2 separate regions of the Homo sapiens genome follow, and region 2 is linked to region 1. A link is a contact called in ENCODE Hi-C or POLR2A ChIA-PET data. All regions are on one chromosome and are shown on one strand. Each heading gives the region's core, a stretch centred on a gene start or an enhancer-like site at or near the end of the contact. The rest is flanking DNA. Distances are from core to core; before and after follow the strand shown.

What was found. Hi-C counts contacts between places; a loop is a spot of excess contacts on that map. ChIA-PET counts read pairs that join two places held with the same protein, here RNA polymerase II (POLR2A).
Region 2: a map of posterior vena cava shows a loop between it and region 1 (8-fold over the local background). The contact joins the enhancer-like site here to the promoter of CYB5R1 in region 1. A Hi-C loop is called at or near these places in 1 of 168 maps with a recorded cell type or tissue (posterior vena cava). POLR2A ChIA-PET finds 5 or more read pairs at or near these places in 3 of 52 experiments (GM12878, MCF 10A and activated T-cell).

What each region holds. Positions count from the first base shown.
Region 1 is chr1:202,964,111-202,969,482 of GRCh38, reverse strand. CYB5R1 (cytochrome b5 reductase 1) reads left to right here and starts at 2,226. Exons shown (of 9, transcript NM_016243.3): 1 at 2,226-2,292; 2 at 2,585-2,734; 3 at 2,883-2,955; 4 at 3,490-3,596; 5 at 3,983-4,112; 6 at 4,788-4,871. The coding sequence starts at 2,278. RefSeq lists silencers at 1,128-1,422, 2,039-2,198, 2,269-2,318.
Region 2 is chr1:203,817,131-203,822,888 of GRCh38, reverse strand. ZBED6 (zinc finger BED-type containing 6) reads right to left here. Exons shown (of 17, transcript NM_001395895.1): 3 at 4,200-4,319. ZC3H11A (zinc finger CCCH-type containing 11A) reads right to left here. Exons shown (of 18, transcript NM_001376342.1): 4 at 4,200-4,319. Among named protein-coding and RNA genes, the nearest start is that of ZC3H11A, 24 kb to the right of the region's middle. Within about 2 kb of position 4,313, at least 3 of the 41 ENCODE cell types and tissues checked have a DNase peak (open chromatin) inside an H3K27ac peak, as active enhancers do.

The DNA.
Region 1 (5,372 bases), core at 977-3,476:
GAGTGGAGTTCAATTCACCACAGAATCTGAGACAGGAAGACCTGCCAGGCCATCAGCCCCTTCCCACCACTCCTGCAGCATTCATTTTCAGGAGCAAAAGAGCCTTCCCACAATTACTGAGTCCAACACTTAGTTTCCAGGATAAGCCCACACCCAACCATTCTGTCCTGTGGTTCCCAGTGATACACTCACACTTGTTAGAATGTGCCACTTTGGGGTTCAGAAAATGCAATCACTGAGAGAAGCCCGAGTTGTAGTTATGCTCTCCTTTCGTTCCATACTTCCCCCTCTCTTGCCACATCTATCCACTAGAGGGAGGAAGGCCTAGAACCTCTTTAGCCAGAGTGGAGCAGTGGCAAGGATCAGTAGTGTGGCTTCTTAACCAAGCCAGCAGTGGGGATGTCAGAAGCACCGGAACATAATCGCCTCATTCTCTCGGAACAGAAAAGAGGAAGGGTCCCTTCCTTCCCCTTTTCAACCCTCTCTGCATGGATTGGCATGTCACCATGATCTGGTGCACTCACTTCCCTCAAGTCAGTGTGCAGGCTGCTTAAAAAATTCAGAGGAACATGTACTGGGGTCTTAGGAACATTTTCAGCCAGTGGAGAGGAAAAGGAAAACTAAGTATCTCTTGGATCATTCACAGAGTTCACCAAATACAACTGAAAACTGGGGGCTCTAATGTCCCTGCTGCCCTGATGGTATTAGTTTAAGATGTTGACACTGACATCTGCAGAGATCTCATCCATCACGGTATATCAAAGAGCAAATGTCATTCTAGTTGAGAAACTCATGTATGAGAAAGAATGGTCATCTTGGGAAATCTGTAGCTCCAGCGGCTCCTGATGTTTTTTCCTGCCTCCTCCTGTCCCATGCTTGTGCCCCAGGCAGAGCTCATTCCTAAAACCATAGCTGACCCTCTGTGCTGTCTTTTAAGTTATAATAGTAGCTGCCAACTGTTGAATATTTTGCTTTATGACAGGCACTACACTAAGCACGTTAACATATCTCACTGAAGCCTCACACCAAAGCTATGAACTAGATACAATCTATCTGTAGATAATAATATATATCCATCTGTAGATATCCATCTTATATCCATCTGTAGATGAAGAAACTCAGGTTGAGTAAGCTATCTAAGGTCACAGAGCCAATAAGTGCTAGAGGCAAGATTCTTATTCTGTACACTCTGCCTCCAAAGCCCACTTCTTTGACCCTAAGGGCACAAGAACCCAAATCAGGATGTGAAGCTTGGTCTTTGAAACCAAAGGAAGCTCCTGAATCATCCTGATAGGCTGACGGCTTGGCGCTGTAAACAAAATCAGTCTTTTGTCAAAAGGAAATGAAGTTGCCATGCCACTGTTCACTCCTGTAAGAGACTCCTCTGGGCTGTTCCATTCTCTTGCTGCAATTCAGCCGGTTGAAAAACTAAGGTGACTGCACAATGATTAACTTCAGGCCCTTCTGCTCTACTTTGAGCCTGTCTCTGGTTCATCGTTACACTCTCCGCTCAGCACCCGCAGACTCAAGAGATTTCCAATCCCCCAATTTAGCGTGGTTCTACCTTAGGCAGAACTCCCATCCAGTTCGGATATAAGCGGGTCGAAGTGGCAGGGACCACCTCGCTGGGAGGAGAGGCTGGAGCTGCGGTCTTAAAAGATCTTGGGGCCGGGCGCGATGGCTCACGCCTGTAATCCCAACACGTTGGGAGGCCGAAGCGGGTAGATTATTTGAGCCCTGGAGCTCGAGACCACCCTGACCAACACGGTGAAACCCAGTCTGTACTAAAAATACAAAAAAAAAATTAGCCGGGCGTGGTGGCGCACGCCAGTAGTCCCAGATACTCGGGAGGCGGAGCCAGGAGAACCACTTGAAACTGGGAGGCGGAGGTTGCAGTAACCGAGATCGCGCCACTGCACTCCAGCCTGGGCGACAGAGCGAGGCTCCGACTCAAAAAAAAAAAAAAAAGTATTGAATAAGCACCGGAGACCCTGAGCCACCGAGTAGCGGAGGGAAAGGGTGGCGCGCAGAGGGGCCCAGCCCCGCCTCTGCCGGACCCCGCCCCCAAAAGGCCCCGCCGCCGCCACCTCCTGCTAGGCCCCGCCCCCGACAGACACCCCCCCCCCCCCCCGCCAGGCCCCGCCTCCTGCCCCCCCAGCCGCGAGGTCCTGCCTCCTGCCCGGCCCCGCCCCCGGCCTGCCCCGCCCTCCGACCCGCCCCGCGGCGCATTGTGGGATCTGTCGGCTTGTCAGGTGGTGGAGGAAAAGGCGCTCCGTCATGGGGATCCAGACGGTAAGACCCTCATTCAGTATCCTCCACTGGGGGACCCCTCCCCATCTGGTTCTGGCCACTCAGCTCCGGACCAGGGGCTGTCGCTGCCGACCCCGCCCCGCAGGGCTCTGGGCCCACCGTGGATGCTGGGGTCCCGATCCCGCACATCCGGGCTCGGGACTCCGCCAGGTTACCCCTCTGCCCTTGGCATGCCTCCGCGCTGGAGCTCGGGATCGCCACCCCTGGGACGGTCACCACCCAAGCCCCGGGCTCTTACCCAGCCTGGCGGTCACGCTGCCTCCTCTACCCACAGAGCCCCGTCCTGCTGGCCTCCCTGGGGGTGGGGCTGGTCACTCTGCTCGGCCTGGCTGTGGGCTCCTACTTGGTTCGGAGGTCCCGCCGGCCTCAGGTCACTCTCCTGGACCCCAATGAAAAGTACCTGCTACGACTGCTAGACAAGACGGTAAGTTGGGGAAGAAAGGGCCAGGGTGAAGGAGGGGACCAGAGTGCTCCTGGCATGGAGGGTACAGCACCCACGGTGGTTGGGATGTCCAAGGGACGTGGCAGCGCCAGGCGCGCTTGGTGAAACACTTGTGTCCTCCACCCTCCAGACTGTGAGCCACAACACCAAGAGGTTCCGCTTTGCCCTGCCCACCGCCCACCACACTCTGGGGCTGCCTGTGGGTAAGGAAAGTGTGGAATGGGCTCCTTTCCCTGGTATCCTCAGAAGGTGACTCCCCTCCTGGGATCTCATGAAACACGCTGCTTCAACCGGTTTGCTCCACACACCATTCCCCTTCCCCCACTTGGCTCTGCATCCTCCAAGCTGTGAGGTGCCACTGGGCCCCTCTAGAGTGTGGCTTCCATGACCCCCATCCAGCTTTAACACTCAACAGTCTTGCCTCTTCCCTGCAGGATTTGCTAATTACTCCCTCTGAGCAAGCACTACTAACTTTTTCCCATTGCCCAGACCCTTTTGGCTCATCTGTCAAGGTCCTGGCAGTAACTGGCAGGAAACGCTGGAAATAAGTGTTTCCTCAACTGGGCGCTTATAAGAGATCCAACTGAGGGCTCAATGGGGCAAATCTTCCCTGCCTTGTAGCTCCTTGGGACCACAGCAGGAAGCAAGACATCTTGTTCTCTCAAATCTCTTTGAGTATTTTGAGGGATGCAGCACATCACAGACAACCCTTATGTAGCTCTCTGCACGGTCCCCAGGCAAACATATCTACCTCTCCACCCGAATTGATGGCAGCCTGGTCATCAGGCCATACACTCCTGTCACCAGTGATGAGGATCAAGGCTATGTGGATCTTGTCATCAAGGTAAGGGGCTAGGAAGGGACCCAGGGGCTGCTTACCCATTCTTTCTGGGATTTGTAGAAATTTCTAAGATTTGCCTGACAGCAGGAAATGGTATGTACTCTGTGGATGTGAAGAAAGTATGAGCTACTCAGGAGACTGAGGCAGGAGACTCACTTGAACCCAGGAGGCGGAGGTTGCAGTGAGCCAAGATTGCGCCACTGCACTCAAGCCTGGGCAGCAAGAGCAAAACTCTGACTCAAAAAAAAAAAAGAAAGAAAGAAAGTATGTAGACGGGGAAAAGATAGCACATATCTGATCCCTGCCCCAGCCTCAGGGAGGTTTAGTCAACATGGGGCTCAGAAACCAGTGACATTCCAAATAAGGTATTTTTCTCTCTGTCTTGTAAGGTCTACCTGAAGGGTGTGCACCCCAAATTTCCTGAGGGAGGGAAGATGTCTCAGTACCTGGATAGCCTGAAGGTTGGGGATGTGGTGGAGTTTCGGGGGCCAAGCGGGTTGCTCACTTACACTGGAAAAGGTAATGACCTGTCTTCTCCTTGAGCCTGTCTCCCACTTTATCAGTTCCCATAGTCCTCTTGGCACAGTATGGCTGTGTGTACACATGTGTATGCACGTAAGGGCCAGGGCCGCCCTTCCTTCTAAACATAGCGCTGATACAATAGAAAGGCATGTTTCTCAGCCCCATTTGCCACAGGAAGCAGTTCCTCCTCCACTTGAATTCCCTAGCCATGGCAGCTGTGGAGATTACTAAAGCAAACATGTGCCCCTCTTCCCCACCTTCAAAAATTTGCCCCCCTGGGTGAGCTGTGGAGTGAGCCAGAGATAGCTTTCAGCCCTTCCCATGGGAACAGCTGGGTGCATTAGCAAGTCCCTGGAGCTGCTGTGTGCCACTTGGGAAAATAGATTCACACCTGGCTCTGTGCCTGTCTCCTTCACCAGGGAGTGACACTTTGCCAGAAGCAGCTGATACATTGTGTGGCGCTGAACTGACTCACAGATAGCCCTGGCCCCATTGTCCCTCAACTATATTATTGTCAGGGCTGGCTCAACTCAAGCTTCCACCCAAGCTCCAGGATCAGATGTCATAGCAGCTGCTCAACTGGCCTCAGGCATATTTTCAACTCTGCATTTGTTTTCTAAGTTCGCTGTATTGACTTTATTCTTCCACTGCTCTCTTCACCTGACCTCTCAGGGCATTTTAACATTCAGCCCAACAAGAAATCTCCACCAGAACCCCGAGTGGCGAAGAAACTGGGAATGATTGCCGGCGGGACAGGTGCATTACACTGAGGGCCTTTCTCTCCCACCATTGTTGACTGTTGCCATGCAAATTCCTAGGTGACCCTCTGAAGACTGGTAACCATAGCCAAGCTGTTGTTCATCAGGGGATTTCCAGCAATGCTTAGAACTCCCTAGTATCTGAAAAACAAAATCATAAGCAGGTAGAAACCAAAAAAAATTTTAACTGATGGAATTAGAGAAACAAATTAAATGAGCTTTCCTCATTTTGAATGGATCTAATAGTTTTAGGTGAGAGAAGAGAGAAGCAGCTAGGAATGACTAGCTAGGAAGAAAGAAAATTAGCATTGGACACTACTGTGCATTAGACACTGTGTAGTCTAATACACTACTATATATTAGACACAAAAATTAGACACATATATAGGTATCTATGAAGTAGGTACTAGCCTTTTCCTTTTACAGAGAGACAATGGGGTTCCAGAGAGGCTAAATGATTTCCACAGGGTTATTTCACTGGTAATGGCCTGGAGCAAAA
Region 2 (5,758 bases), core at 3,064-5,563, 850 kb before region 1:
TTAGATGGGGTTGAGGGAGACAGGCATTCAGATGGGAGAAGGGAAGGACATGGTGGCCCAGAGCAGGGTATTGGAGTCTGACTGAGAATAGGAAGGTATCCACATGACCATGTGGAACTGGCATAGGGTGTTGGAACCCACGGAGGGTTGGAGGGTTAAGAGGACATGTGCATGAAAGGGTACCCTGACAAGTGTTGAGCCTGAGCAGGGTTAGCAATGTCTCTGTGCAGAAGAGATCACAATGTAGGATGAAGAATATATACTCATGTAGGGTCAGTCTAGAATGGCATCAAAGACCAAGTGGGGTTAGGAAGGCAGGGTATTCCCAAGGGAACCTGGTACAGAGTTGGAGTATGTGCGCAGGGTCAGGACAGCATCTCACATGTGAGGGCCGCTCAGCACAAAGTATCACAGCCCAAAGGTGTGAAAACAGTATCCATTATAGGGATCGTGTTGGGGGTCAAAAGTAGGATGTTGGGGTCCAAGCAGGGTGAGAAAGAGGTCCCTATGGTAAAGCAAGCAGGGAGGCTTAGCACAGAGTACTAGAGTTGAAACATGGTGAGAAAGGTGTCCTTGTGGAGAAGCTGTGTGTGTCATGTCAGAGCCTGAGAGGAAGGAAAAAGCTGTGACACAATATTGGTTTTTATACTAGTAGACTGATCAAATAAATAAAAGTATTATGAACAATGAAAACCAAGTTTCTCACTTCTGGAGAAGAGTTACAGGTATGGAAAAGGAGAAGTCTAGACTAAGTCCTGTGGCATTGATGAACTGGAAGCATCTATATGAACTCATAATTTGTAATACTATGTATCTATTATTAAATACATAGGGCCAGGCACGGTGGCTCACACCTGTAATCCCAGGACTTTGGGAGGCCAAGGCGGGCGGATCACGAGGTCAGCAGATCGAGACCATCCTGGCTAACACGGTGAAACCCCATCTCTACTAAAAGTACAAAAAATTAGCCGGGCGTGGTGGCGGGCACCTGTAATCCCAGCTACTCGGGAGACTGAAACAGGAGAATGGTGTGAACCAATGAGGCGGAGCTTGCAGTGAGCGGAGATCGCGCCACTGCACTCCAGCCTGGGTGATAGAGCAAGACTCCGTCTCAAAAAAAAAAAAACAAAACCAAAAACCATAATGATGTAAATGTCTGTTAAGTGTATACATTTATATATTCCTCAGCTCTGTCCACTGAGAGGACCTGAAAGTGATGACACTCTAGGAGCAGCCCAAATCTTAACTTCTATATACCATTATTCACTAAAAGAAACCAGGGCACCTTGGATAAATGGCCGAATACAGGGCTGAAGTAGGAAAAGTACAGGATGAGCCTGGAAAATCTTGTCAGGCCAAAAAGCAGAGATGCTCAAAGAATGATGGAAACATCAAAAGAACACAAAAATCAGTTTGAAAGGCTCCTACTTGCCAAATCTGGGTCAATCGGAGCATAAAAGTAATGATAGTAACAGAGTACGACACACTGATTAAAATAGAAAACCACATGTATTAGTCCATTTTCACATTGCTATAAAGAACTATCTGAGACTGGGAAATTTATTTAAAAAAAAAAGGTTTAACTAACTCACAGTTCTGCATGGCTGGGGAGGCTTCAGGAAACTTATAATTATGGCAGGAGGTGAACAGGACGCAAGACACAAACAAGTCTTACATGGCAGCAAGAGAGCGCGAGCAAAGGGAGTCCCACACTTTTAAACCATCAGATCTCACGAGAACGCACTCACTATCATGAGAATAGCGTGGGGGAAACCGCCCCCATGATCCAATCACCTCCCATCAGGTCCCTCCCTTAACACATGGGGATTACGATAGAGGTGAGATTCAGGTGAGGATACAGAGCCAAACGTATCACCACAAGTTTGCATTAATTCACATCAATAACGGGGAAAAAGTTGAAGTCTGATGAGAAACGGGGTAAAGGGTCTAAAAGTACCTCTCCACAAAATATTTATTAATTACAAAAAGAAAGCCTTTATAATGAAGCAATCTGGCAGATACCATCTTAATTGAGTGATCAAAGTTAACATCACCAGTAATGAGAAAATTAAAACTGTGTGCCACGGGATGATATGCAACAAAAATACCATTCGCCGGGCGTGGCTCACACCTGTAATCTCAGCACTCTGGGAGGCTGAGGCAGGTGAATAACTTGAGGCCAACAATTCGAGACCAGCCTGGCCAACATCGCGAAACCTCGTGTCTACTAAAAAACACAAAAAATTAGACGGGTGTGGTGAGGCATGCCCGTTGTCCCAGCTACTCGAGAGGTTGAGGCACAAGAATCACATGAACTCAGGAGGCAGAGGTCGCAGTGAGCTGAGATCCCACCACTGCACTCCAGCCTGGGTAACAGCGCGAGACTCTGTCTCAACTCAAAATATACACACACACACACATAATTTGTGATATTCCTGCTAAAGCTATATAATCTTAATTTAGTAATGAGGGGGAATACAAACAAACCCAAATTGAAGAACATTCTTAAAAACAATTTCCCTATAGCTACCATAAGTGTTAAGGGCAATGAAACGCAAGGCAGGACTGAGCAACTGCTCTCAACAGAAGGAGACAAAACTAGTCGTGACAACTATGTGCAACACTTGAATTTGGGCTTTTTTTTTTTTTTTCTTGAGATGGAGTCTCGCCCTGTCACCCAGGCCAGAATGGAGTGGCGCAATCTCAGCTCAGTGCAACCTCCGCCTCCCAGGTTCAAGCGATTCTCCTGCTTCAGCCTCCTGAATAGCTGGGATTACAGACGCGTGCCACCACACCCAACTAATTTTTATATTTTTAGTAGAGATGGGCTTTCACCATGTTGGTCAGGCTGGTCTCGAACTCCTGATCTCATGATTCACCCGCCTCAGCCTAGTAAAGTGCTGGGATTACAGGCGTGAGCCACTGAGCCCAGCCTGGACTTGCTCTTTCTAAAATAAAAGATATTAAAATAAAACTGGCAAAATTTGAGTGAGATCAAAGGATTAAACGATGGTAATATATCAATGTTAATCTTTTTAAAAAAATTGCTGGAGTCGGCTGGGCGCGGTGGCTCATGCCTGTAATCCCAGCACTTTGGGAGGCCGAGGCAAGTGGATCACCAGAGATCAGGAGTTCGAGACCAGCCTGACCAGCATGGCAAAACCCCATCTCTACTAAAAATACAGAATTAGCCAGGCATGGTAGTGCATGCCTGTAATTCTAGCTACTCGGGAGGCTGAGGCAGGAGAACCGCTTGAACTAGGGAGGTGGAGGTTGCACTAAGCTGAGCCCATGCTATTACACTCCAGCCTGGGCAACAAGAGCAAAACTCTGTCTCAAAAAAAAAAAAAAAAAAAAAATTGGAGTCAGCTGGGCACGGTGGCTCACGCATGTAATCCCAGCACTTTCAGAGGCCAAAGTGGGTAAATCACCTGAAGTCAGGAGTTCGAGCCCAGCCTGGCCTGCGTGGTAAAACCCCGTCTCTACTAAAAATACAAAAATTAGCAGGCCATGGTGGCAGGTGCCTGTAATCCCAGCTACTCAGGAGGCTGAGGCAGGAGAATCGCTTGAACCTGGGAGGTGGAGGTTGCAGTAAGCAGAGATTGCGCCACTGCACTCCAGCGTGGGCGACAGAGTGAGACTCCGTTTCAAAAAAAAAAAAATAAAAAGAAAGAAAAAAAAATTGCATAGAGGAAAGTTGTGTATATATATACACACACATATATACACGTGTGTGTATATACACACATATACATATGTATATATACACGTGTGTGTGTGTGTGTGTGTGTGTGTGTGTATATATATATATTTTTTTTTTTGAGACGGAGTGTTGCTCTGTCACCAGGCTGGAGTGCAGTGGTGCGATCTCAGCTCACTGCAACCTCCAACTCCCTGGTTCGAGCGATTTTCCTGCCTCAGCCTCCCGAGTAGCTGGAATTACAGGCACATGCCACCACACTGAGCTAATTTTTTGTATTTTTAGTAGAGATGGGGTTTCACCACGTTGGCTAGGATGGTCTCAATCTCCTGACCTCATGATCTACCCGCCTCAGCCTCCCAAAGTGCTGGAACTACAGGCATGAGCCACTGCACTCAGCCTTAATATATTTTTTAAAAGTCACTTTTGTCCCTATATTTTTTATTGGCCCACCAGGTCTCCAGACTACTTATTATGATAACGGAAATAAAAAACTTACATCAATCTCCATGTGCCGAAACCTGCACACCTGTCGAAAACAGCGCCCTTCTTGCCATAATGTGCAAACAGTTTCATTTCCTATTGCAGCTTCACAGTGACGGAATGGGCAGCTGTCACCCTGTAAACAAATAGAGAACACTCTATTTGTAGCATTGAAATACATCCTAGGTAAAATATCCATAACAAGAGCTCCTGGAATTTAGACAAGCACAAATGAGTAAGAAAGGACTGGTAAGGTAAAAAACAATGGACATGGAATGACAGGAACAAACCGAGAGCAACAAATTATTTCCTATAACCTATTTCTTGACAGTACCCTTCGTTTGATCTGGCATGAGTGACACAAGCTGAAAAAAAGAGTTGAAAAAGACAAGTAGGAGTGTTAGGTCCTCTTTAAAAATGTATTTTACAGTTCATCTTCAAAACTGACATCTCGCCTTGTGTAACTCTAGCTTTTGATGGAAAATCAGAAAGTAAATAGAATTTAAATATAATTAACATATATACAATATAACTGTGCTCCACTGCATACTTTATGCAACGGTAATATCTGAAATAAAACGCTACTGTTGTGCAAACTGCTATAGGTAAGATAAAATTATCACAGCTTTGCTCAAAACTCATCATTTAAAACATAATATCACCGGGCGTGGGGGCTCACGCCTGTAATCCCAGCACTTTGGGAGGCCGAGGCGGGCAGATCACAAGGTCAGGAGTTCAAGACAAGCCTGGCCAACACGTGAAACCCTGTCTGTACTAAAAATACAGTTAGCTGGGTGTGGTGGCAGGCGCCAGAAATCCCAGCTACTTGGGAGGCTGAGGCAGGAGAATGGCTTGAACCTGGGAGGCGGAGGTTACAGTAAGCCAAGACCATACCACTGCACTCCAGCCTGGGTGACAGAACTAGACTCCGTCTCAAAAAATAAAAATAAAAAAAAAATCAAGATGACTGAAGAACAAATTTTTTTAACATATACGTTTATAGAATTAGTCATAAAATCACAGAAAGCAATAGGTATATGTAAATAGAGCTGCAAAAGAATCAAGGAGAAAAACAGAAGTTTTGACAAAGATTAAGCCAAAAAACTGCAAAAGCATATTTAGTATGATGACTCTATATTCTTAGTACTCAGCAGGAAATCTGGGAGAAGAAAGAAGTCAAATTCAACCCATGACAGTTTCTGGAAGTACAACACAATTCACTAACTATTCACTCACTCATTTAATATGAAGTATATAAAATCAAAGTTAGTAAGGCATAGGTCAAAGTGGCCCCATTTCCAAAGGCACCCTGAACAGATTAATTTTGAACACTGAATGATGACTACATGCCACGTGCCTTTTCACTTTTGTACAAGATGGGAAAATTAGTTATATATAAAATGAAAAGAAAAAAACACTGAATTACCCTAAATACATTATCCTTTAAAAAACTGACAGCCAATAATAAAGTTGGGCAAAAAATATATATATAATAAAAACAACTTAAAATGTTGGGAAAATCTTATCCAATTCTATTAAGCAAATTGTAGAAAGAACTGATTTAAAGATGTCAAT